Regions from separate parts of the Homo sapiens genome. Here regions 1 and 2 are each linked to region 3. The links are chromatin loops, found by intact Hi-C in ENCODE. Cell type or tissue: CD4-positive, alpha-beta T cell. All regions are shown on one strand.

Region 1 (8,000 bases), 580 kb before region 3:
TAAGTTGTAAGAAGAATGTTGGCCAGCCACGGTGGGTCACACCTGTAATCCCAACACTTTGGGAGGCCAAGGTGGGTGGATCACTTGAGGGGAGGAGTTTGAGACCAGCCTGGCCAACATGGTGAAACCCCGTCTCTACTAAAAATATAAAAATTAGCCGAGCATGGTGGGGCGTGCCTATAGTCCCAGCTACTCGGGAGGCTAAGGCAGGAGAATTGCTTGAACCCAGGAGGTGGAGGTTGCGGTGAGCCGAGATCATGCCACTGCACTCCAGCCTGGGTGTCGAGCAAAATTTTCCTGGGTGGAGGTTGCGGTGAGCCGAGATCACGCCACTGCACTCCAGCCTGGGCGACAAGAGCAAAATTTTGTCTCAAAACAACAACAACAAAAAAGAAGGAATGAAGCAATGTTGCCACTATCGTGTCTGCTGCAAGGCTTGAGGGACAGGTTCTCCCAACAGTCCGTTCTCCATTGACAAATACTTCCTGTACCCTTCCTTTTTTAAGTTTTGGCCAGGGAATTGGGGAAACATCTTTTTTGAGGACATTTTGTGCCCCCTCTGTAAATTCATGGTGATCTAAAGAGTAGTCTGCTAACTTTTTCTGTAAAGGGCCAAGAATAAATATTTTTGGCTTTGCAGGCCATAAGATCTCAACTCAACAAGTACTCAGTTCCATCTTGTAGGGCAAAAACAGCCATAGGCGATATGTAAACAAGTAAACATGGCAGGATTTCAGTAACACTTTATTTAAATAAACATGCAGTGGGCTGCATTTGGCCCACAGGACGTAGTTTGTGGACCCCTAATTGGCAAGTTTGGGAGCCGGTAGTGTTCTCTTTGACACAAATTAGCATATATGCAGTTGGTAAATAGGGGAATGATAGCAGTATAGTGTGGAAATTCTGTTTATTAATATGTGATTTTTTTTCTTAGGTAAGAGGAGCTGGAATAGTAGAAATAGAATTATAATTATCAACAAGAAAAAGCTTTTCACTCAGCTGTTGCATGTGTGGGAGTCTTTTCAGCTCTATTAAAATTAAGAATGAGAGTGTATATTCGTATGCCTTCCTGACGTGCATCCCCCAGCCTTGTGTGGCTCTCAGTTCATGACAGGTTGCATTTCTTCCTGTGCCCACCATAATGGCAGCCCCGCTGGCTCAGAACTCCACTACATGTGCATTATCTCAGCACCTTTAACCAGGCATTTCTGCTGCATTTTTTTCTGGCATTTTGCCTCCACCAGTTATTGTTTTTATTAGAGCTCTGGTTACAAAGTCTCACAGGTTTTCAGTTTGCCCTAACCCTGTTATTGTCAGTATGAGATTTGATAAATGTGAGGTTTTCCAGGAAGTAATTTGTCATATAGAAAAATGCTTATAATTCTTTATAAGGTTATAAGATGACCATTATATTTAATAAATAGCTAATGAGCATCTGCCACGTACCAGGCACTATTTTATGTATAAATGATGTATTATAGATAGTCATATAATTTATCATCTAAATTAGGACACTTTTTTTTTTTTTTTGAGACAAAGTCTCACTGTGTTGCCTAGGTTGGAGGGCAGTGGTACAAACACAACTCACTGTAGCCCCGGCCTCCTGGGCTTAAGCAATCCTCCCATCTCAGCCTCCTGAGTAGCTAGGACCACAGGTGCGTGCCACCACGGACCTGACTAATTTTTTATAGAGACGGGGTCTCACCATGTCGCTAGTCTTGAACTCCTGGTCTGAAGCAATCCTCCCACCTTGGCCTCCCAAAGTGCTGGGATTAACAAATGTGAGTCACCATGCCTAGCCTAAATTAGGACATTTCTGAAAGTGAAAGAGAATGCTATTAATTATGCTGGAACAACAGATGTGAAGGAACAAGGACAGACTTGTAATTAACCCTGTATAGTGATGGGGGAGGCAAGCAAGAAAACGAGTGAGTGAATGATTACATGGAATGTGCTCTGCAGAAATAACAAGATGTTCTGATAAAAGTTACCTAACCTTGGATAAGATGGTTGGTAGAGGCCTTTTTGGGCATGTGACACTTAAGATTACATGAAAATTGAGAAGCTAGCTATGCGAAGAGTGCAGAGAACTGTTCTAGGCAGAGGAAACCGCATGAGCAAAGGCCTTGGGGTGAGAAGCAGCCTTGTGTGCCTAAGAAACTAAAAGGAAACACTGGGGCTGAATCCTTGCTATTGAAGGAGAAAAATAGCATGAGATGAGTTTAAAGAGGTAGACAGGGCTAAATATGGGCAGTCCAATATTGGTAGCCACAGACTGTATGTTGCTTTTAGGCACTGAAAATGTGGCTAGTTAAAACTGACGTGCGCTGTAAGTATAAAATACATATTACATTTTGAAGATTTGGTATTCCCCAAAGGAATGTAAAATATCTCAATAATTCTTACATTGGCTGGGCTGAGTGGCTCACACCTGTAATCCCAGCACTTTGGAAGGCTGAGGCCAGGAGGATTGCTTGAGCACAGGAGTTTGAGACCAGCCTGAGCAATATAGTGATACCCTGTCTCTACAAAAAATTTAAAATTTAAAATAAAAAAATTAGCCAGGCATGTTGGCATACTCCTGTAGTCCCACCTACTTGGGAAGCTGATGTGGGAAGGATCACTTAAGCCCAGTTAGGTCAATGCTGCAGTGAACTGTGATCTCACCACTGCACTCCAGCCTGAGCAACAGAGTGAGACCCTGTTTCAAAAAATAATAATAATTTTTACATTAATTACATGTTGAAATAATACATTGAATGTATTAAGTAAAATAAATGATAATTTCATCTGTTTCTTACTGTGGCTTCTAGAAAATTTTAAATTGCATATGTGGCTCATATTATATTTCTGTTGAACAACACTTGGCTAGGTAGATAATTTAAGGCCTTGTATAGGCTAAGAAGTTTGGCCTGGCCTGGCACGGTGGCTCATGCCTGTAATCCCAGCACTTTGGGAGGCCAAGACAGGCGGATTGTCTGAGGTCAGGAATTCGAGACCAGTCTGGCCAACATGGTGAAACCCCGTTTCTACTAAAAATACAAAAATTAGCCGGGCGTGGTGGCAAGCACCTGTAATCCCAGCTACTCGGGAGGCTGAGGTAGGAGAATCGCTTGAACCCGGAGGCAGACGTTACAGTGATCCGAGATCGCGCCATTGCACTGCAGCCCAGGCAACAGTGAGACACTCCGATTCAAAAAAAAAAAAAGAAGTTTGGCCTTTATTTCTAAACTAGTGGGAAGCAATGGAACTGTTTTTAAGGAATGATACGAACTGATGTCCTTTTCCAGAACAATATTCTTTCTACTTAGAATGTCTTAACAAATTTTGTATATTAATAGTTCCCTTCCTTTAATGGAAACCCTCATGACCTGTATTCTGTTTCTCTTTTTACGCCTGACTTCTAGAGGCAAGCTATAGCATCTGGTAGCTCCCAGTGATTGCTTCCTTTTTGGTAGGCTGTTTGTTCCCTGTGACCAGTGAACCTCCCTGGTTAAAATAGACATAGAAAGCTGACCTAGCCAGGCATGGTGGCTCACGCCTGTAATCCCAGCACTTTGGGCGGATCACAAGGTCAAAAGATCGAGACCATCCTGGTAAACATGGTGAAACCCCGTCTCTACTAAAAATACAAAAATTAGCTGCTTGTATTGGCACGTGCCTGTAATCCCAGCTACTCGGGAGGCTGAGGCAGGAGAATCGCTTGAACCTGGGAGGTGGAGATGGCAGTGAGCCGAGATTGCACCACTGCGCTTCAGCCTGGCGACAGAGCGAGACTCCATCTCAAAAAAAAAAAAAAGGAAGGCTGACCTAGATCAGTGACAGAACAGAGGAAACTGCCATACCTCATTAACTTTCTGTTTTACCATCAGACCCTGTGAATCAGAACCCTACAGTTTAGAAGGACTTGGGTGAGTGCAGCCTTTCAGCTCAGCAGCCACAGACTAGCTATATTTTAACTCTCCACAAGGTGGTGCTCTCTTACAATAACAATAGTCAAAATTTTGGATTAAGTGCAAGAAACATTCTGTTGCTTGTTTCAGAGACGTTTTTATCATTGGACCAAGTAAGATTTAAGTTGCCTCTAAGTTTAGAGTCTACTTAATTGGAACACTTCTAGTAACATTACCTATGAGGGTACTGTGAAGCTCAAATAAGGTAAAATTAAAAATCCTATGCAGGCTGGGCACCGTGGCTCACGCCTGTAATCCTAGCACTTTGGGAGGCCGAGGTGGGTGGATCACGTGAGGTCAGGAGTTCGAGACCAGCCTGGCCAACGTGGTGAAACCCCGTCTCTACTAAAAATGCAAAAATTAGCTGGGCGTGGTGGTGGGCGCCTGTAATCCCAGCTACTCGGAAGGCTGAGGTAGGAGAATCCCTTGAACCCAGGAGATGAAGGTTGCAGTGAGCCAAGATCACACCACTGCACTCTAGCCTGAGTGACAGAGCAAGACTCCATCTCAAAAAAAAAAAAAATCCTATACGTAGCCGGACATAGTGATGTGCGCCTGTGGTCCCAGCAACTCAGGAGGCTGAGGCAGCAGGACCCCTTGGGCCCAGGAATTTAAGGTAGTGGTGAGCTATATGACTGTGCCACTGCACTGCAGCCTGGGTGACAAAGTGAGACCCCATCTCAGAAAACAAAAACCTATAAAAGTATTGGTCCTGTCATTAGGTGTCTCAGAAAGTAGATTTGTAGCAACCTATCTCCTCTTCATTGCATGATTTTTTTCCTGCTGGAAATATGTTTATATTGCAGTTATTGAATGGAATTGGTATTTTGTTCACAAGTGTTAGTGTCCCCACACCAGTATAGGTTCTTTCTTCTTTAAACCTACTTATATTTAGTGTCTACCTTCTGATCATAAATTACCAAAAGGAAGTCTAGGATTTTGAGAGTTTTTGAGAACATTTTCTTCCATTACACACACACACACCCCACACACACACACAATTGGTAAGATGGTTGAAAATAAATATTCAGAGTTCCAGGATCTCTGTTGATACTAAGCATCATTCATGGTCACCCTGCTTCCCTATTACAAGTAAGAATTGGTTATATCTCCTTGTGCTTCATGAAACCTGCTTAGATGGGTTGAAGAAAGACCCATCTACATTGAACCCACCATTTTTCTGGTGGTAAACTAACCATAATTCTTCAAAAGCACAGAAAACTAAAGCACTTATATAGCTGTCTATAAACAAAATTTGCATTTTATTCTAATGATTTCCTTTTTATCACTTGACTCATTTTCAGGGGAAGGTGCTATTAACCTGGCTTTGGCTCAGAACCGAAGCCAAGATGTGAGAATGAATGGACCCATGGGAGCTGGAAATTCAGTTAGGATGGAGGCGGGATTTCCTATGGCAAGTGGTCCAGGTAAGACCTCCCACTCAATTGTATGACATTTTACTAGTTTCCTTTTTTGGCTTATTTGATCATTTGAGCCCTGCAAGATAGGTGGGGGTTCATGGCATACTTAACATCTCTATTTGCTGAATCAGGAAAGCTAGACATGAGTCCTTCCCGGAGGCTAGAGGTCACAGCATGAAGCATCTTTGCAATCTTTTGGTCTCGTGCTTAAAGGTTGATGAACACTGAGCCATGCAGCAAACATTTATTGACTTCCTGTTGTGTGACATGACCTGTGCTGTTGGAAATAGAAATAAGTGAGACATTTTCTACCCTCATTATTTTAATAGTACAATGGAGAATGTAGCTTTCCAACTCCCACTTTCTCTGAGGCAGAGAATATCTGTGAATTGAGTTCTTGTGTGCTTATGTGGAATCTGAAGATGTATCTGAGAGAATATGTGTTTTTATGTATTTAGAATTTGAGAGTTATAAATTGCTTCCTTTTCTAGTAATCCTGAAATTTCTTCTTCAGAGATTGAACTCAATATTCTGAGATTGAATCTCAGAATATTAGAATTGAGTTGGCTGTCATTTAAAGCAGAGGAAGCTGTGGAACTCACATAAAGGAAGTGATTTGCCCAGGGTCAAGGAGCGATAAACTAGTATCACAGATCTTCTAACTCCCAGTTCAGTGCTTTTTTCACTGCACTAGTGGCTTTCCAATTTTTTCAGCTTCAGGACCCTTTATTCAAATAAAACAGAAAAGCACAGCTGCTGTGGTTGAAGCAGAGTAAGAACCTGCTTACCCAGTCATTCCCCTCCCACTCTACCAGAGTAGCTGTTGGAGAAATGCAGCAGTATAGAGGAGCTCAATTTATAAGATGCTAGTCTTGGCCGGGCACGATTGGTCATGCCTGTAGTCTCAGCACTTTGGGAGGCCGAGGCAGGTGGATCACCTGAGGTCAGGGGTTCGAGACCAGCCTGGCCAAGATGGTGAAACCCCATCTCTACTAAAAATACAAAAATTAGCTAGGTGTGGTGGCAGGCGCCTGTAATCCCAGCTACTTGAGAAGCTGAGGCAGGAGAACCAGTTGAACCTGGGAGGTGGAGGTTGCAGTGAGCCGAGATCGCACCCTGCACTCCAGCCTGGGCAACAGAGTGAGACTCTATCTCAAAACAAAACAAAAAAAATGCTATTCTGAACTGTAGCTAATGAACTGATCATAGAATTGGAACTAGGTTTTCATTCTGGTACTACCATTTACAGGTTACCTCAAGCTAGTTACTGTACTTCCCCAAGCAATACTTTCTTCACATATAAAATGAAATAATAATACCTACCATCTTTTGAGCTCATGCTTGAAGGTAGAAGAGCCCTGAGCAGTGTAGCAAACATTTCCTAAGTTCTTGTTAGGACTTAGGAAAATATATATGTCAGGACCTGTGCTGTTGGGCTGTTGTGGAATACCATAAAATAGATGTAAAATATCCAGCCTGGTATTGTGTACATAGATGTAGTTCCCCACAGAAGTCTGAGCATTTGGTGTTAAGGTAGCTTTATGAGAAATGATAGATGACACTGTTGCCACTACTGGAAGGACATGGGCCAGAAGCAGAGTGGGAAAAGCCTAGCCAAGTTAGATATAGTTAATGAAAGAATGAATAAACCTGGGATGAGCATCAGGAAATCTGGGTTCTAATCTCAACTCCTGGCCAAAGGACTTAATATGTACTGACTCTAGTTGCCTATAAACATCTTTATGTTCTGGAAACAATGCTAGAGATCCCTTCTAGGCTTAAAATGTTAAGACGCCACTTAACTGTTATTAGTACCCTAATTAAAAGCTCTCTTGGGCTAGTATCTGGCAAATAGCAAGCATGTTTACTAAGTATCTCTAAGAAGTGCATGTAAATTATAGTGCTTTTTTTTTGAGACAGGGTCAAGTGTTCCTCCTGTCTCAGCCCTGCAGTAGCTGGGACTACAGGCGTGCACTACCACACCCGGCTTATTTTTGTTTTGTTTTGTATTGTTTTTTGTAGAGACAGGGTTTTGCCATGTTGACCAGGCTGGTTGAACTCCTGGGCTCAAGTGATCTGCCCACCTCAGCCTCCCAAAGTGCTGGGATTACAGGCATGAACTGAGCCACCGTACCCAGCCAATTATAGTGCTATAGTTGATTATCAACCTAGGAAACTGAGAAGCTTTAGGTTGAAATCAGATTAGATTGGTATTTAATGAAGGACTCAGATTGTGATAATGTATATAGTATAAAGTTTCAGGAATAATCAATTAGTAATGACCTGTAGTAACAGTAACATCTTAACCCCCAAGATATCTCTCTTTACTGCCAAGCATATTTTAGGATTGCTTTTCTCTGTTGTCTATTGAGACTTGAAGGATGCAAACAAAGTTTAATATTAGGTTAAACTGAACAGCTAAATTTTTCTAGGGAAAGAGACCTTAAATCCCCTCTAAAACAATAATAAGTAACTTTAGAACTGTGTATCTACAACAGTTGGTTTTTCAATTATTCTTAGTACTGCTTTCTTCTCTTAGCATGGGCAACAGAAAGTTAGCTAATAAGCAAGAGTCTTTTGCAACTAAAACTAAATCCATAGCCTGTTTTTTTTCATAGCCTTATAG
Region 2 (8,000 bases), 79 kb before region 3:
CCTGAATTCTTTTTGGTTTTTTAATTTTTGAGACACAGCCTGGAATGCAGTGGTGTGATCATGAATCACTGCAGCCTCGACCTCCTGGGCTCAAGCGATCCTCCTGCCTCAGCCTCTTGAGTAGCTGGGACTAGAGGCTTGTGCCACCATGCCTGGCTAATTTTATTATTTATAGAGATGGGGTCTCACTCTGTTGACCAAGCTGGTCTTGAACTCCTGGACTTAAACGATCCTCCCACCTTGGCTTCCCAAAGTGCTGGGATTACAGGTGTGAGCTACTGCACCTGGCCTTGCTTCCCTGTGTTCTGTGAGCCTCTCCAACAAATTAATTGAGCCCAAAGAGGGTTGTGGAAACCCCAACTTAAAGCCAGTTGTCAAAAGTTCTAGAGGCTCCACTTTTGACTGGTGTCTGAAGTGAGGGCAGTCTTGGGGACTGAGCCCTCAGACTGTGGGATCTGATGCCATCTCCAAGTAGATAGTGTTGGAATTGAATTGGAGGACACCTAGCTGGTGTCCACTGCAGAACTGATTGTTTGCCTGCTGGTGGGGGGAAATCCCCTCTCATTTTGGGGTCACACAAGTCTGTTGTGTGTTGATGACTGTTGTGGTGGTGTGAAAGCAGAGGGAAACATGGTTTGAGAATTTTTTCCTGAACAATGGGACTGTCAGTCAAGGTGGACCACCCTTTCTTGGCCCCACATCAGGTGAATCAGCCTCTCCTGGGAATTACTTTGAATGGTCCAGTGCAAGGACTGAAGAGGTTGGAGCTGACATTCCTGTGGCTTTGCTTGGAAGACATTGTCCGCTTGGCTCCTCTAGCACCCCTCAGGGGCTATTTTTTTTTTTTTGGAGGCACGTTGTATAATCTTTCCTTTGAGGTCCCCAAGTCTCCCCAGGAGACTAACCCTCTACCTTTTTTTCTCTCAAGCTAGCTAGAGTTCTTTCTGTTGTTTGCACCTAAAATACTCTGACTGATTTACTTCTCACTTTGTAAACGTGGAAATGGTAGCATCAAAAGTGACTTGTTCAGGCTGGGTGTGGTGGCTCATAGCCTGTAATCCCAGAACTTTGGGAGGCTGAGGTGGGCAGATAGTTTGAGGTCAGGATTTTGAGACCAGCCTGGCCAACATGGTGAAACCCTGTCTCTACTAAAAATACAAAAATTAGCTGGTGTGTTGGCGCATGCCTGTAATCCCAGCTACTCGGGAGGCTGAGGCAGGAGAATCACTTGAACCTGGGAGGCAGAGGCTGTGGTGAACCCATATTGCGCCACTACACTACAGCCTGGGTGACAGAGCAAGACTCCGTCTCAAAAAAAAAAAAAAAAAAGGCTTGTTCAACGCCACACTATGAGAACTTTGGGCACAAGTTTAAGGCTATGCCCTTCAGGAAGAAATGATCCTGAATCAATCAGTGGCCACAAAGGTAGGGCAAATCTTCCTAGGTCAAGTTCACCCTATGTGTGTGAGACAGAAATAGAATGAATAATGGTGTTGGAGACGGCGGTCCCAGATTCTCACAACAATCAAACCATAACTCTGAGTCACAAATGTGAGTTTCAGTTCTGGTCATTAGACCAGCAGAGTTTTGAGAGGCCCAGGACCATGCTCTTAGCACTTTAGGCTTGAGGAGGAATTCTGAAAAGGAGAAGGAGGTGGGGCGTGGTGGCTCATACCTGTAATCCCAGCACTTTGGGAGGCTGAGGCGGGTGGTTCACTTGAAGCCAGGAGTTTGAGACCAGCCTGGCCATCATGGCGAAACCCTGTCTCTACTAAAAATACAAAAATTAGCTACTTGGGAGGCTGAGGTTGGGGGATAGCTTGAGCCTGGGAGTTGGAGGCTCCAGTGAGGCAAGATTGCACCACTGCACTCCCACCTGAGTGACAGAGTGAGACTCTTTCTCAAAACAAACAAACAAACAAACAAAAGCAAGAACTGGCTGGGCCCAGTGGCTCATGTCTGTAATCTCAGCACTTTGGGAGGTTGAGGCAGGAGGATTGCTTGAGGCCAGGAGTTTGAGACCAGCTTGAGCAACATAGCAAGACCCCATCTCTAAAGAAAAACCAAAACTGATAGTCTGAGGGAATAGACCACATATGCTAACAACGGTTCTAACCTCTAACAAGAGACAATGGCCATGGGTCACTGGCCCATAAGCTCTGTAAGGAGAGGATCCATATTGGACTTCTTCACCACTATGTCCACAGCACCTGGCACACACTAGGTGCTCAATACACATTTGCTGAATGAATGAATGAATGGGTTGGTCTTCCATGTGGTTGTCTGGACCCAGCAGCCAAGTGGCTTTGTTACTAATCGACTGAGTCTTTAGCTTTGCATCCTGGCCTCACCCCTGGGGGCCAAATGGTGCCTGCTTGGTGAACAGTGTCTGGAAAACACGAGGAGTGACTGCGGTATCTTCCCAATATGACATTTACTCAGCAGCAACTGTGGTACAAGGAACAAAAGGTTCTTGCCCTGTAGGACTGCAACCTAAATAACAGAAAACAAAACAAGCATCTGGCAGCTTTCCTGTGTGGGGGTGTGTGTGTTTGTTTCTTGTGTTAAGGAACAGAGAGGGAACAGGACACTACCTTGGATTTATAACAAGAACAGGAATGATTATTTCCTTTTTTTTTTTTTTAACCAGAGTTTCACTCTGTGGCCAAGCCTGGAGTGCAGTGGTGTGATCATAGCTCACTGCAGCCTCCAACTCCAGGGCTCAAGTGATTCTCCTGACTTAGCTGCCTGAGTAGCTGGGACTACCGGTGCATGCCACCACACCCGGCTAATTTTTAAAACTTTTTGTACAGACCGGTGGGGTGGCGGGGAGTCTCTCACTATGTAGCCCAGGCTGGTCTTGAACTTCTGGCCTCAAGTGATCGTCCAGCCTCGGATTTCTTTCTTTTTTCTTGTTTTTTTTTTTTTTTTTTTTTTTTTTTTTTTTTAAGACAGAGTTTCTCGCTCTTGTTGCCCAGGCTGGAGTGCAACGGCGTGATCTCAGCTCACTGCAACCTCCGCCTCCCGGGTTCAAGCGATTCTCCTGCCTCAGCCTCCCAAGTAGCTGAGATTTACCGCATGCGCCACCACACCCAAATAATTTTATATTTTTTGTAGAGACGGGGTTTCTCCATATTGGTCAGGATGGTCTCGATCTCCAGACCTCAGGAGATCCGCCCGCCTCGGCCTCCCAAAGTGCTGGGATTACAGGCGTGAGCCACCGCGCTTGGCCTCTTTCTTTCTTTCCGTTTTTTTTTTCCCCTGGGGAGAGGGGAGCACCTAGGAGGAAATGTGTGAGACTGAAAGGCTGTTCCTTTCTTCCTGGCTGGTCTGAATTTCCTGGTTTTGGAGGCAGCCTCGGGTGTTCCCAGGTTTAAAGGCAGGGGATAGCCTCGTTCCTAACCCCCAGGTCGGCAGCAGCGGTGACTGGGAGTGCAGCTGTGAGGCTGGGACGCCCGGGTTTCCTGAGCCCCGGGAGAGCAGCGCGGGACTCCGTGGCGAAGGGACCGAGAACTTTCGGGACCTTTACAGAAACAGCCGCACACCTTCGAGCAGCCTATATATATTGTATTTCGATTTTAGCCCAAGCCAGGTCTCCCTGAAGTCCCATCTCCTGGAACCTCCGCCCGCCTGCAGCCCTGGGAAGCCGCCCTGTTAGGGATCACCCGCCCGAGAAGCGCCCCGCGTCCCCGAAGCCCTGCCTGCTCGCGGCCGGGAGTGGGGGCGCTCAGCAGTTGAGGCTGAGCACGCGGCAGGAGCAGGCGCTGCGGAAGAAGCGGCACTGGCAGGAGGCGCACGGGTCGCAGCAGGCGGGTGCCGGCGGCTTGCAGCTGTTGCGGGTGGCCACGCAGGGCGCAGATAGGGGGGTCCGGGGCCGCACCACTTTCTTCATCGAAGCCTCCTTCTGCGTGGGAAACGCCGGGGCTTTATGAGCCGGCCACGCCCACCCCTCCGGTCCTCACCTCTGCCTGGGAGCTCCTCGGGCTAGGGAGATCCCGGACCAGAGGTTTCCCCGCTGGCTTGCCCACCGCCCACCGCCCGCTCCCCCAGTCAGATTCCCTCACCTCCATCCCCATCCAGACTTACCTGGCTCTTGCCTGGCCCTGGTCGTCTTCTCCCTAGTTTGTGTTTTTTTTGTTTGTTTGTTTTTTGTTTTTTTTTTAGACAGGGTTTCACTCTGTCAGCCAGGCTGGACTGCAGTGGCGCGATCTCGGCTCACTGCAATCTCGATCTCGGGCTCAGGCGATTCTGCCACTTCAACCTCCCAAGTAGCTGGGACCACATGTGCGCACCACCACGCTTGGCTAAATTTATTTTTATTTTATTTTCTATGTTTTTATAGACGGGGTCTCACTTATTGTCCAGGTTGGTCTCAAACTCTTGAGCTAAAGTGATCTGCCTGCCTCGGCCTCCCAAAGTGCTGGGTTTACATTACAGGCGTGAGCCACCGCGCCCGGCCTAAGTGGTTTCTCTTTGAACTTAAAATGAAACATGAACTTTCTTTTGGCCTTTGAGATTTGGCCCTTGCTTGCCTCTCCGACCCCTGTTAACTTCGCTGCCCCGCTGTGCACCGAACGCAGCAGGTGAGTTCCTGCTGCAGGAACCCAGCAGGAGCTGTCTTGGACACTGCTGCCACAGCTTGCTGCTTCTTTTCCTGGGAAGGAAATAGCCACTGGTTTTTGTACCTTCGATACAGGTAGCCACTGGTCATCTGTGGCTACTGAGTACGTGAAATGTGTCTAGTGCAACCTAGAAACTGAATTTTCAAATTTAATTTTAATTAATTTAAATTTAAAATGTAAAACTGAAGCAATATAAAAATATTCTTCCTCTTAAACACAACTTTTTAGTTAGAACTACATTTTATGCTTGTCAAAACTGAGCATTGGAATGAGATGTGCTGTAAACTATGCACCAGATTTCAAAGATTTAGCACAACAAAAATAAATTATTTCAATAACTTTTTAAATTAATCACATATTGAAATGTTAACATTTTGAATACACTAGGTTAAATAAAATATTACAATTAATTGCACCTTTTTTTTTTTTAAATATGGTTATCAACTGGGTGTGGTGGCTCATGCCTGTAATCCCAGCACTTTGGGAGGCCTAGGCAGGCGGATCACCTGAGGTCGGGAGTTTGGGACCAGCCCGACCGACATGGAGAAACCCGTCTCTACTAAAAATACAAAAATTAGCCCAGCATGGTGGCACATCTGTAATCCCAGCTACTCCCGGGAGGCTGAGGCAGGAGAATTGTTTGAACCGGGGAGGTGGAGGTTGCTGTGAGTGGAGATTGCGCCATTGCACTCCAGCCTGGGCAACAAGAGCAAAACTCTGTCTCAAAAAAAATAAATAAATAAAGTGGCCATAAGCAAATTTAAAATTATGTAGCTCACATCACAGTTCTTTTTTTTTTTTTTTTTTTTTTTTGAGAGCCAGTTTCACTCTTGTCGCCCTCCCAAAGTGCTGAGATTACAGATGTGAGCCACCGCGCCTGGCCTCACATTGTATTTCTATTGGACGCTGCTGCTCTAGGTTACTGAGTTTTTCACTCTATTTAAATGCTACTTCCTTACAGAGGCCTTCCCAGACCACTCTTCCCTTCAGTCTCATTACCGTGCTGTAATTTCTTTGCACTCTTTAACATCTGAATTTATTTACCTATTTATTGATTTACTTGCTGTTCACCTGTTTTCTCCACAAGAATGTAAACTCCATGAGACCAAGGATAAGATATATCTTTCTTATTCACTGCTATGTTCCCAGTGCTTAGCATATAAATATATTTGTCAGTTATATATTTTTATCTGTCAATAATCTCATCTTGCTTGTTCACTTTACAGCCAACAAAATAGGCCTAGAAAAGAGCAGGGACTTTCAAGATCACACAGTGCCAGATCCTACCTCCTAATACCTAATCCAGTGCTCCTTGCTTTGGTTACAGTTGATATGATAAACTGAGGCACACTAAGACAGGAATAAGGTGTGCATTTCAGCAATGCCTCAGTCCAGTATTTCCCAAAGTGGGAACCTGTGTTAATGGTGGTATGATTTTAGGTGGTACGTGAATGTTAAATGATCCTGAATTATACAATAAAAAAGGATTCTTTTTTCAATCTTTTTCAACTTGAAAGGGTCAGTTTGGTGCTAACGTGTCCTTAGTGCCTTTCTAACACTTTATAATCTGCCTTTTTTGTTTGTTTGTTTGTTTGTTTTTGAGATGGAGTCTTGCTGTGTCACCCAGGCTGGAGTGTAGTGGTGCCATCTCGGCTCACTGCAACCTTCATCTCCCGGGTTCCAGTGATTCTCCTGCCTCAGTCTCCCAGGTAGCTGGGATTACAGGCGTGCACCACCACGCCCAGCTAATTTTTGTATTTTTAGTAGAGACGGGGTTTCACCATGTTGGCTAGGCTGGTCTCTAACTCTTAACCTCAGGTGATCTGCCTGCCTCAGCCTCCTGAAGTGCTGGGATTACAGTTATGAGCCACCGTGCCTGGCCTAATCTGCCTTTTATTTTTTGTTTTATTTTATATTATTTTTGAGACGGAGTCTCGCTCTGTCACCCAGGCTGGAGTGTAGTGGCACGGTCTCGGCTCACTGTACTCTGCCTCCCGGGTTCACGCCATTCTCCTGCCTCAGCCTCCCAAGTAGCTGGGACTACAGGCGCCCGCCACCACCTCCGGCTAATTTTTGTATTTTTAGTAGAGACGGGGTTTCTCCGTGTTAGCCAGGATGGTCTTGATCTCCTGACCTTGTGGTCCACCCACCTCAGCCTCCCAAAGTGCTGGGATTATAGGCGTGAGCCACCGTGCCTGGCCATTATGCCTTTTAACACAGAGATTTAGGCCTCAAATTTAGAGCCTTTGGTAGGCAATACCATCCATTCACCCAGAATTTACTAACAATGTTTTAACTTCCCCCCCTCCGCTTTTGTTTTTTTTTGAGACAGTCTTGCTCTGTCGCCCAGGCTAGGGTGCAGTGGTGTGATCTTGGCTCACTGCAACCTCTGCCTTCCAGGTTCAAGTGATTCTCCTGCCTCAGTCTCCTGAGTAGCTGGGATTACAGGCGTGCAGCACCATACCCAGCTAATTTTTGTATTTTTAGTAGAGATGGGGTTTCACCATGTTGGTCAGACTGGTCTTAAATTCCTGACCTAAGGTGATCCACCCTCCTTGGCCTCCCAAAGTGCTGGGATTACAGGTGTGAGCCACTGTGCCCGGCCAACTTTACTTATTTTTATAGTTACCTTCTATTTATGGTAAGTGATACTAGTTTTCTATCATAATTATATACAGTTGACCCTTGAACAATGCAGGGGTTAGGGGCACAAACTCTTTACACACAGTCAAAAATCCTTTTTTTCTTTGAGACAGGGTCTTATTCTGTTGCCCAGGCTGGAGTGCAGTGGTATGATCACAAGTCACTGTAGCCTCGATATCCCAGGCTCAAGCGATTCTCCTACTTCAGCCTCCTGAGTATCTGGGACTACAGGAGCACACCACCACACCCAGTTAATTTTTTAAATTTTTTGTAGAGATGAGGTTTCATCATGTTGCTCAGGCTGGTCTTGAATTCCTGGACTCAAGTGATCTGCCAACCTCAACCTCCCAAAGTGCTGGGATTATAGGTGTGAGCCACCGTGCCTGGCCCTCATATTATTTTTGACTCCTCAAAAACTTAACTACTAATAGCCTACTGTTGGCCAGAAGGAAGCCTTACTGATAACATAAACTGTGGATTAACATCTTTTTATGTTATATGTATTATATACTGTACTCTTATAATCAAGTAAACTGGCTGGGCATGGTGGCTAATGCAGGTAATCCCAGCAGTTTAGGAGACAGAAGCAGCGGATTGCCTGAACTCAGGAGTTTGAGACCAGCCCGGGCAACACCGCAAAACCTCATCTCTACTGAAAATACAAAAATCTGCCAGGCATGGTGGTGCACACCCGTAGTCCTAGCTGCTTGTGGGGCTGAGGCAGGAGGATCACTT
Region 3 (8,000 bases):
ATTTCCCAGTGTCATTTATTCCTGGTTCTCTCTCTCAGCACTGCTTTCTAGTTCAGTGCCCACAGCTTGGAGTCAGGAGCAGCCACTATCAAAAATAATCCCTCTCTGCTGCCACTGGTATATTTATTTAGGGTTTTCCTCCAGGGAGCAGGAGTTCAATTGTGGGGTAAAGGGGACATTAAATGTGGCTGCAGCTTGGGGATATCTGTTTTTCTTTTTTCTTCATTCTAGTCCCATGGGAAGAGGTAACCTCAGGAAACTCTGGGCTGCTGGAGAAGAGTTTTGTGAGTTATCTAATAACCTGGTTGTCAGCCACATGGCACAACAAAGCTGTCCAGACATTTAGGTTCCTCGGATGCCATGAGATAAAAATTTGCACTTATGCCTGCATCTACTTTTCCCTTTCTAACAGAGTAACATGCACATTTGGCTATTTGTTGGACTGATTTGCACGGCCATAGTTTCCTAGAAGGATTTTAAAACAGACTGGGCTGCCTACACTGCAGATAAACAGTTTGGAAGCTGTACATTAAAATGAACTTAGAGGTCTCTAGTTGGATTTTGGTGAAGTGTTTGCAACACCATTTACCTATCTGGATAATTCTGTCATGTACAAAGTACTCTCCAATAATTCAGATGTCCAATAATGCAGATCCTGTATTACCCATATGCTGTTAGCCCTTTCAATCCTTTGTGCAGGCTTACCTAGAAATAAAGGAAAAAATGTTCTTCCCACCTTGCTTGATAAGATAACAACAATGTGTTTGGTTTTTAATGTAACTGGAAAAAAAAAAAGATGGAAGAAAAAAAGGCCAATTCCAACATCTGGATGAAATTTATTACATACCTCTCTGGGACCCCCTGGTTCCTGAATGATTTGGCTTATTATCCCTTTTCCAAGTCTTCAGAGACTCAATGACTCGAATGTCAGGGAATGATACTTTGCTGCCGGATACTACAAAGTTGGTTTAAAGAGGTTGTAGAAATGCTGTAGCTGTAACCAAGCTCCTCACAGGGGGAGGTGGGGCAGCACATGCCATGTAAGCATGCTCACATATTTCTGTGTGGATACCCAGTTGGAAAGTTATTTGCCACTTCTGGAGAAGCTGGAAGTTGTCGACTATACAGATAGATAAAGAGAGGGGTTGGTTAATGGGTACAAAAATACAGTTAGATACAAGGAATAAGATCTAGTGTTGGGTAGCACAAAAGGGCAACTATAGTTAACAATAATTTATTACATATTTCAAAATAAAAGCGTAGAGTTGGAGTATTCCTAACACAATGATAAACGCTTGAGGTGATGGATATCCCAATTATCCTGAGTTGATCATTATATATTTTATGCATGTATGAAAATATCACATGCACCTTATAAAATGTGCAACTATTATGTATCCATAAAATTTTTTTAAATGTTTTAAAGCTTGGGGGATCCAAGTTTGCTGCTTACTTCCAATCTGATGCATCACCAATCTGAGGCAGGCCCCAAACTTTGGCAACAAGGTATGAGGTAAGCACCACTTTAGTGCAGGGAGGGTAACCTGGTTGAGAAATTGACTGATTTTCTGTAGTGTCTGCCATTTCTGTTCTTCACAAAAGAATAGACCATTCCTATCTTCCTCCACACTCCCAATCCCAAAGGGTAACCAGGGCTTTTTGTTCTGGAGATCAGGCTTTCTCTCATCTCAGGAAAAAAAAAAAAAGAAGAAGAAAAAAAAGGAAAGGAAAAAGAGAAAGAAACAAAGAAAAGAAATTGAGCTGCGTGTGGTGGCTCATGTCTATAATCTCAGGAGGTTGAGGCAGGAGGAGCACTTGAGCCTAGGAGTGAGCTATGATCACACCACTGCACTCCAGCTTCGGCAAGAGAGCGAGACGCTGTTTCAAAAAAGAAAGAGGCCAGGAGCAGTGGCTCATGCCTGTAATCCCAGCACTTTGGGAGGCCAAGGTGGGTGGATCACCTAAGGTCGGGGGCTTGAGACCAGCCAACATGGAGAAACTCCGTCTCTACTAAAAATACAAAATTACCTGGGCTTGGTGGCTCATGCCTGTAATCCCAGCAACTTGGGAGGCTGAGGCAGAAGAATCACTTGAATCTGGGAGGCAGAGGTTGTGGTGAGCCGAGATCGGGCCATTGCACCATGGGCAACAAGAGCGAAACTCCATCTCCAAAAAAGAAAAAAAAAGAAAGAAATCAGGCCAGGCACAGTGGCTCACGCCTGTAATCCCAACACTCTGGGAGGCCGAGGCAGGTGGATTACCTGAGGTCAGGGATTTGAGACCAGCCTGGCCAACATGGTGAAACCCCGTCTCTATTAAAAATAGAAAAAATTAGCTGGGCATGGTGGTGGGCACCTGTAATCCCAGCTACTCAGGAGGCTGAAGCAGGAGAATCGTTTGAACCTGGGAGGCAGAGGTTGCAGTGAGCTGAGATTGTGCCATTGCTCTCCAGCCTGGATAGCAAGAGTGAAACTCTGTCAAAAAAAAAAAAAAAAAAGAGAGAGAGAGAGGAAGGAAGGAAAGAAAGAGGGAGGGAAGGAAGGGAGGGAAGGAAATAAAGCGAAGAAAGAAATCAACAAGCTTTTGTTTTAAAAAATTAACCCAGTCTTAGAGGCAATAAAACTGTTTTGTCTGAGAGGAGGAAGGATTTGTAGAATTAGAAGAGGGCAGAGGAGAATTTCCTGAGCCTGGCTTTGAGGCATGGTGCTGAGGAGCACTGCAGCCTCCTTTTGTGGCCAGGTCCTGCTCCAGGCCTCCCACAGACCGCTGGGACCAGAGGGCCTTCAATGGGGATGACAGTGTGCTCAGGGAGGTAAGCAAAGGCACTGCTGATCCCGAGCCTCAGCAGAGGTCTTCATGCCATAGAGAAACCTGGAGAAAGGGTCGTAGAATTGTTTTGGGCAAAGAGCGCCAGGGGTGACAGGCACCCTCATCTAAGAGACATCTTCCCCCCAGTATGTGTAAGCTCCTGATAAAGGACCAAGATTGGATTTGCTACTCATTGTTGGATGGAAGCCAAGGGTATTTAATTTAGAAAATTAAAGAAATGTGACATTTCCACCACCTGTATGTCAGGGAACAAAGTAATACCTGTTTAACACCAGGCTCCACACTTTCCTTTAAAGTCTTTTAGGTTTCCTGGCTCAAAGAAGCCTCCAGCTTGATTTGTTGAACTGTGCCTCTCAGGAGCTGAAGGCAGGCAGTGTTCCAGGATATGTGCATATGGGGGTGCATGCTGCTCTGTGAAGGAGCTTTGCACTTGGGCCCCATTCCAGTCCCTCCCTTACCAATTCAATAGGAGCCTGAGTCAATGGTGGACTCAGACAAAGACATTCCCTGAAAAAGAGAGGAAAGGAAGCTGGGCAGAAGTTGCATGCAGGACTGGGATTGCTCAGGATTGGGGCTCCTGAAGCCTTGCTGCGAAACACATCCTCAAGTCTGCACTGCCTCCCGGTGGCCACACCAGAGCTCAGCTCTGCACTTGGTATGGAGAAAAGACTGCATGGGATGTGTGTGTTTCTTCCGGCTGGAGCTCTTTGGAGACTCATCAGAAACCTTGATGAGATACAGAATTCCGAAGGAAGAGGAAGCCTTAGTGAGGAAGGGGGTGAGTTCTGTTTACTCTGAAGTATCTGTGGAATACACTGAAATATAGATATCTAGGAATCTGTCAAAATAAAAATCTAAAGGTCAGGAGAGAGATCTAAACTAGACATGCAGATAGGAGTGTTATTATCATATACGTAGTAATTAAAACCAGGGGAACAGATGAGATCACCCAGGGAAAATGGGAATAGTGACAAGGGCTGAGTTCCAAGGACTACACTCTAGAGTGGGCGGAAAGGTTTGGTGATATCATCTTATGTATTTTTCTGGGGCTTTGGAATTTCTCAACTCATTATCATACTCATTATCTTTCATACTCATTATCTTAATTCTCATCTGGGAGGTTCTATAAAATACCTGGTAAAACGAGGTGTGACTGGGATGATGCCAACACTGCAAGAAATCCAATCTATCGGACAGGCAGGAGGTGGGGCCTGGACACAGTGTCACAAGGGATAGTGATTCCCAATGGTAGGCTTGAAGCCCCAGGTTAGCATCACACGGAATGACTCCTAAGAGCACTTGAAGCTCTTGCCTAGGCTATTGGTGAAGAGCATAGCTGGTCCATGGCGCTGGGTTAGAAAGGCTGTTGCGGGACAGTGGCCAACCTGACAAAAGCTCTGCAGCGGGAGCTTATCTCCAGAAGCAGATGCAGCCTGCCTGCCTCTGCATGTCCTACAGGCAGCAGTCCACCGGACCGAGCTGAGGAATGGTCTTCCCAACTGGGAAGACAGGCATCCTTTCCAGAGACAGAAATATGGCAACCAGAGTACTTGCTCCTTTCTGAGTGACTGGGGTTGGTGGGAGACATGAAGCCTGACCTGGCCCTACAAGGAGGTCTGTAAGGCAGAGGGGTAGAATGCAAGGCAGAGATAAATGCAATGAGGTGACTCCTTTGGTAGAGTCCCCACTTCCTTCAGTTGGTCTCACCTACTCTGAACGTACTTCCTCCCATAGTATTTCAGAGTTTCCCTGTGTTATAATGTGTTATTGTGCACCTATTCACATGCTCCCTTGAGTTCCTCAGGCTGTTCATCCGTGTGGCTTCTCCAGGGTTTGCCTAATACTTAGGGGGAGCAGGGCCAGGTGTGGTGGCTCATGCCTGTAATCCCAGCACTTTGGGTGGCCGAGGTGGGCGGATCACATGAGGTTGGGAGTTTGAGACCAGCCTGACCAACATGGAGAAACCCCGTCTCTACTAAAAATACAAAATTAGCCGGGCGTGGTGGTGCATGCCTATAATCCCAGCTACTCAGGAGGCTGAGGCAGGAGAATCACTTGAACCCGGGAGGTAGAGGTTGCGGTGAGCCGAGATCACGCCACTGCACTCCAGCCTGGGCAACAAGAGCAAAACTCCATCTCAAAAAAAAGAAAACAAACCTTAGGGGGAGCAGTTAAGCTACCCACATGGCCAGAAGTTCTAGGCACCAGACCGTGGCTCTGCTCCTTATTGCTTGAGGTTTTGTTTAACCTCCCTGAACCTCAGTTTTCTCATCTGAAAAATGCCTCACGGTCGTTGTGAGAATTAGAGAATACTCAAAAAGTCTAAATGACAGCACTCGATAGTGTCATTATTGTGACAGTTTCATCTACTACAAATATATTATCCTGTCTTTTTAGAAATTTCTACCATTAAAATGACTCTTTAGGTTAAAGATCTCAGAGCCCTATCATAATGCTTATAGGGAGAAGTATGGTTCTTATTATATTATTGGTCATTATCATGATCCTGAATTGGTTTAGGTAAAGCAGAGGGCAGGAATGGGTCACAAATAGTAATTTTGTTTGGGCTCCGGGTGGGGGAAAGAAGTGTCTCCCAAACTTCAGTCATTTGAATAGCAATGTCAGGATTTCAACCATATCTCCAACCCAGCTATATTATTATTTACTCAATATTTTTCTTTAAATCAACTAATAACTTTTTCAAAGCTTAAATACATTCGTGTAAATTGGAAAATTTATAGCATGTTACTGTCATTTTTCATAAACAGAATATAATCCTAGAAAAAATTAATAATACAATGTCAATAAATTCTAAATAACTACTGTTACCAGGAGAGCACTCCAGTTCTGAGGTCTATTTTCTTGATTAAAAAGGAATATGTTAAAAGGGAATAAGTTTTGGAATATGTTAATGACACATCAACCCCCACTGAGACTTTCTTCTAGATGAATCCAGGCTTGAAAGCAAATTAAAAAGGAAATTACTTTTCCATGATGTGATAATCTTATGCTTGTCCATCTACCGCCTAAAGTCATCTTCTGTTTAACTTAAACCATCTCACATACCACCAGCAGTACATGTTCTAAGCTTTCGGAGACAAAAGGGCTGAAAGCAGGCTAATGAGTTCCCCAAGTAAACTGAAAAAACTAAACTGGCCAACTTCACCTCCTTTACGATTTTGTGTAAATGCTCTACCATCTTGCGTATAATTTCGTTTTTGTATCCCCTTTGGGAACTAGGATAGAATGGCACACATAAATATGCTCAATAAATATCGGGATGCTGGGTATGGGTAAAATGGTAGCAGAACAAGTCGATCTGAATAGGACCCTGGAAGTGCGAGGGGAAGATGGGTTTTCTGAAATACACTCCCTCATTTCCCACAGCCAAACAATTACAGGCTCAGCCTGAAGTCTAAACAAGATGTGGAAATGCCATACACAGCAGAGGAGAATTGGTTCTAAGGACTGAACTATATGAATAATAGTTATTTCTCTCCTTTTGGACTTGGAGATCTGGCTTTTCATAAATAACTATATTTACTCTTGTAATGGTCCTGCCCCATTTTCAAGTGATAGAGTAACTCCAAAGTATCTTTTCCTCTTAAAGGTCATTTATAGTAAGTGATGTGCTTCAGGAGTGTCTTGCACTGAACTGAAAACAAACCATCAAGGAACACTCCTCACCTGCCATATCCAAAAGGCACTCTAGGTTTGTATCCACTGTAATATATCTTCTTGATTTTGTACAGATAACATTAGCAATGGATACATAACATCTGTCACTGCCATTTATAAAATAAAATATCTGAGTCTCTCAAAGACAGTTTAGGAAATTCACGATCCTCCTAAGAGAAAGACGAAAACACCGTCAGTAGATTCTCAGCCCCAGGACAGGCCAGCTTAAAGTGATTAGGCTTGTGGACAGAGATTAAACTGACAAACCTTACACACTTGGCCCTAGCCTGGAGCAGGGGATTGATTTTTTCTCTGAGAAGAACTTTAGAGGCCAAAGGAAAAGACAAGTTGAAAAGAAATTCCTCTCTGAACAGTTACACAGCTAAGGCAAAGATTTCAGAATTCTGCCCCGAGAATCTTTCTTCCCAGCCTAGTTTAGTGCTATGACCAAATACAAAAAAAAGAACCAATTTAGGACTACCACCAGAATTATTTATTTATGACTCTCACACCCCTTTGTGGATCACTGATGGCAAGTTCTAAGTGACTGATTGATTGGTTCTCCTTTGTGCCTCATTGATCAATCAGGGCATTCCCAAAGACTACTAATTATTTCAGTTTTCAACCCAAGTTAAACATAATCAGGAAGTTAAATCCTACTGCTTCGGATCATGAGGTCAGGAGATCGAGACCATCCTGGGTAACACGGTGAAACCCCGTCTCTAGTAAAAATACTAGGTGCCACCAGGTGTGGTGGCACGCACCTGTAGTCCCAGCTACTCAGGAGGCTGAGGCAGGAGAATCGCTTGAACCCAGGAGGTGAAGGTTGCAGTGAGCCAAGATCGCACCACTGCACTCCAGCCTGGCAACAGAGCGAGACTCCATCTCAAAAACAAAAACAAAACAAAACAAAACAAAAACAACCTACTGCTGCCAAAGCTACCCCAAATTCCAAAGTCAAATATAAGTGAATTGTGGATTGTCTACTGTCTAGAGAATTCTTACCAAGCTCCCAATAGAAAAATGAGAACTGGCCTCATTATTAAATCATGTCACCATCAGTGGCCCATTTTCTTTCCAGCTTTGGTGATGACATCCTTGTATCAGCAGAGCAGAGTTAAATTGTCAGATTCCCAAAGCAATTTCCCTTTGGACTTACCTGTAGATATTACTGAGTAGGAAGGATCGGTGAACTCAGGGTCCAGGCTACCAGCGACTTTGGTAGCCTGACCAAAGCTGTTCACTCCCTTCACATTGCTTTTTATGCAACCCCGGACTATTAATGACTTCCAGCTGTGGGGCGATCCCTCTGACCACTCTGCCTGGCTTCCCAGATCTTCAGTGCTTTCATGTCTAAGAGGACTCTATATTTTCCTGCTCCATGACCTTCTGTCTCTCAGGACTCCTACCACCCAGGGTGCTGACAACTCAGCAAGGGTTTCCTTGGTGTGAGTTCTTTTGCTTATGGCACCTGAGCTATCACATTTCTAATC

The links. A loop is a pair of places that touch in the nucleus more often than their neighbours do. Peaks named below come from ENCODE experiments on the same cell type or tissue, not always from the same donor. Only the 100,000 strongest peaks of a DNase experiment are listed, where the experiment ranks them.
Region 1: a loop joins it to region 3, with 14 times the contacts of the local background. A loop is called at or near these places in 15 of 110 quality-filtered maps.
Region 2: a loop joins it to region 3, with 2.2 times the contacts of the local background. A loop is called at or near these places in 5 of 110 quality-filtered maps.

Annotation. Positions count from the first base shown.
Region 1 is chr20:34,765,844-34,773,843 of GRCh38, reverse strand. NCOA6 (nuclear receptor coactivator 6) reads left to right here. Exons shown (of 15, transcript NM_014071.5): 5 at 5,258-5,380. Among named protein-coding and RNA genes, the nearest start is that of NCOA6, 56 kb to the left of the region's middle. In CD4-positive, alpha-beta T cell, CTCF peaks have their summits at 3,805 and 4,008 (motif pointing right); a DNase peak (open chromatin) is centred at 3,953.
Region 2 is chr20:34,264,895-34,272,894 of GRCh38, reverse strand. ASIP (agouti signaling protein) reads right to left here. Exons shown (of 4, transcript NM_001672.3): 4 at 3,551-3,904. The coding sequence ends at 3,728. It also overlaps a transcript of AHCY not described here. Among named protein-coding and RNA genes, the nearest start is that of ASIP, 27 kb to the right of the region's middle. In CD4-positive, alpha-beta T cell, no CTCF peak of the experiment used is centred here; a DNase peak (open chromatin) is centred at 3,804; H3K4me3 peaks cover 755 bases; H3K27me3 peaks cover 412 bases.
Region 3 is chr20:34,186,228-34,194,227 of GRCh38, reverse strand. It overlaps a transcript of ASIP not described here. Among named protein-coding and RNA genes, the nearest start is that of ASIP, 51 kb to the left of the region's middle. In CD4-positive, alpha-beta T cell, no CTCF peak of the experiment used is centred here; a DNase peak (open chromatin) is centred at 3,447; H3K27me3 peaks cover 239 bases.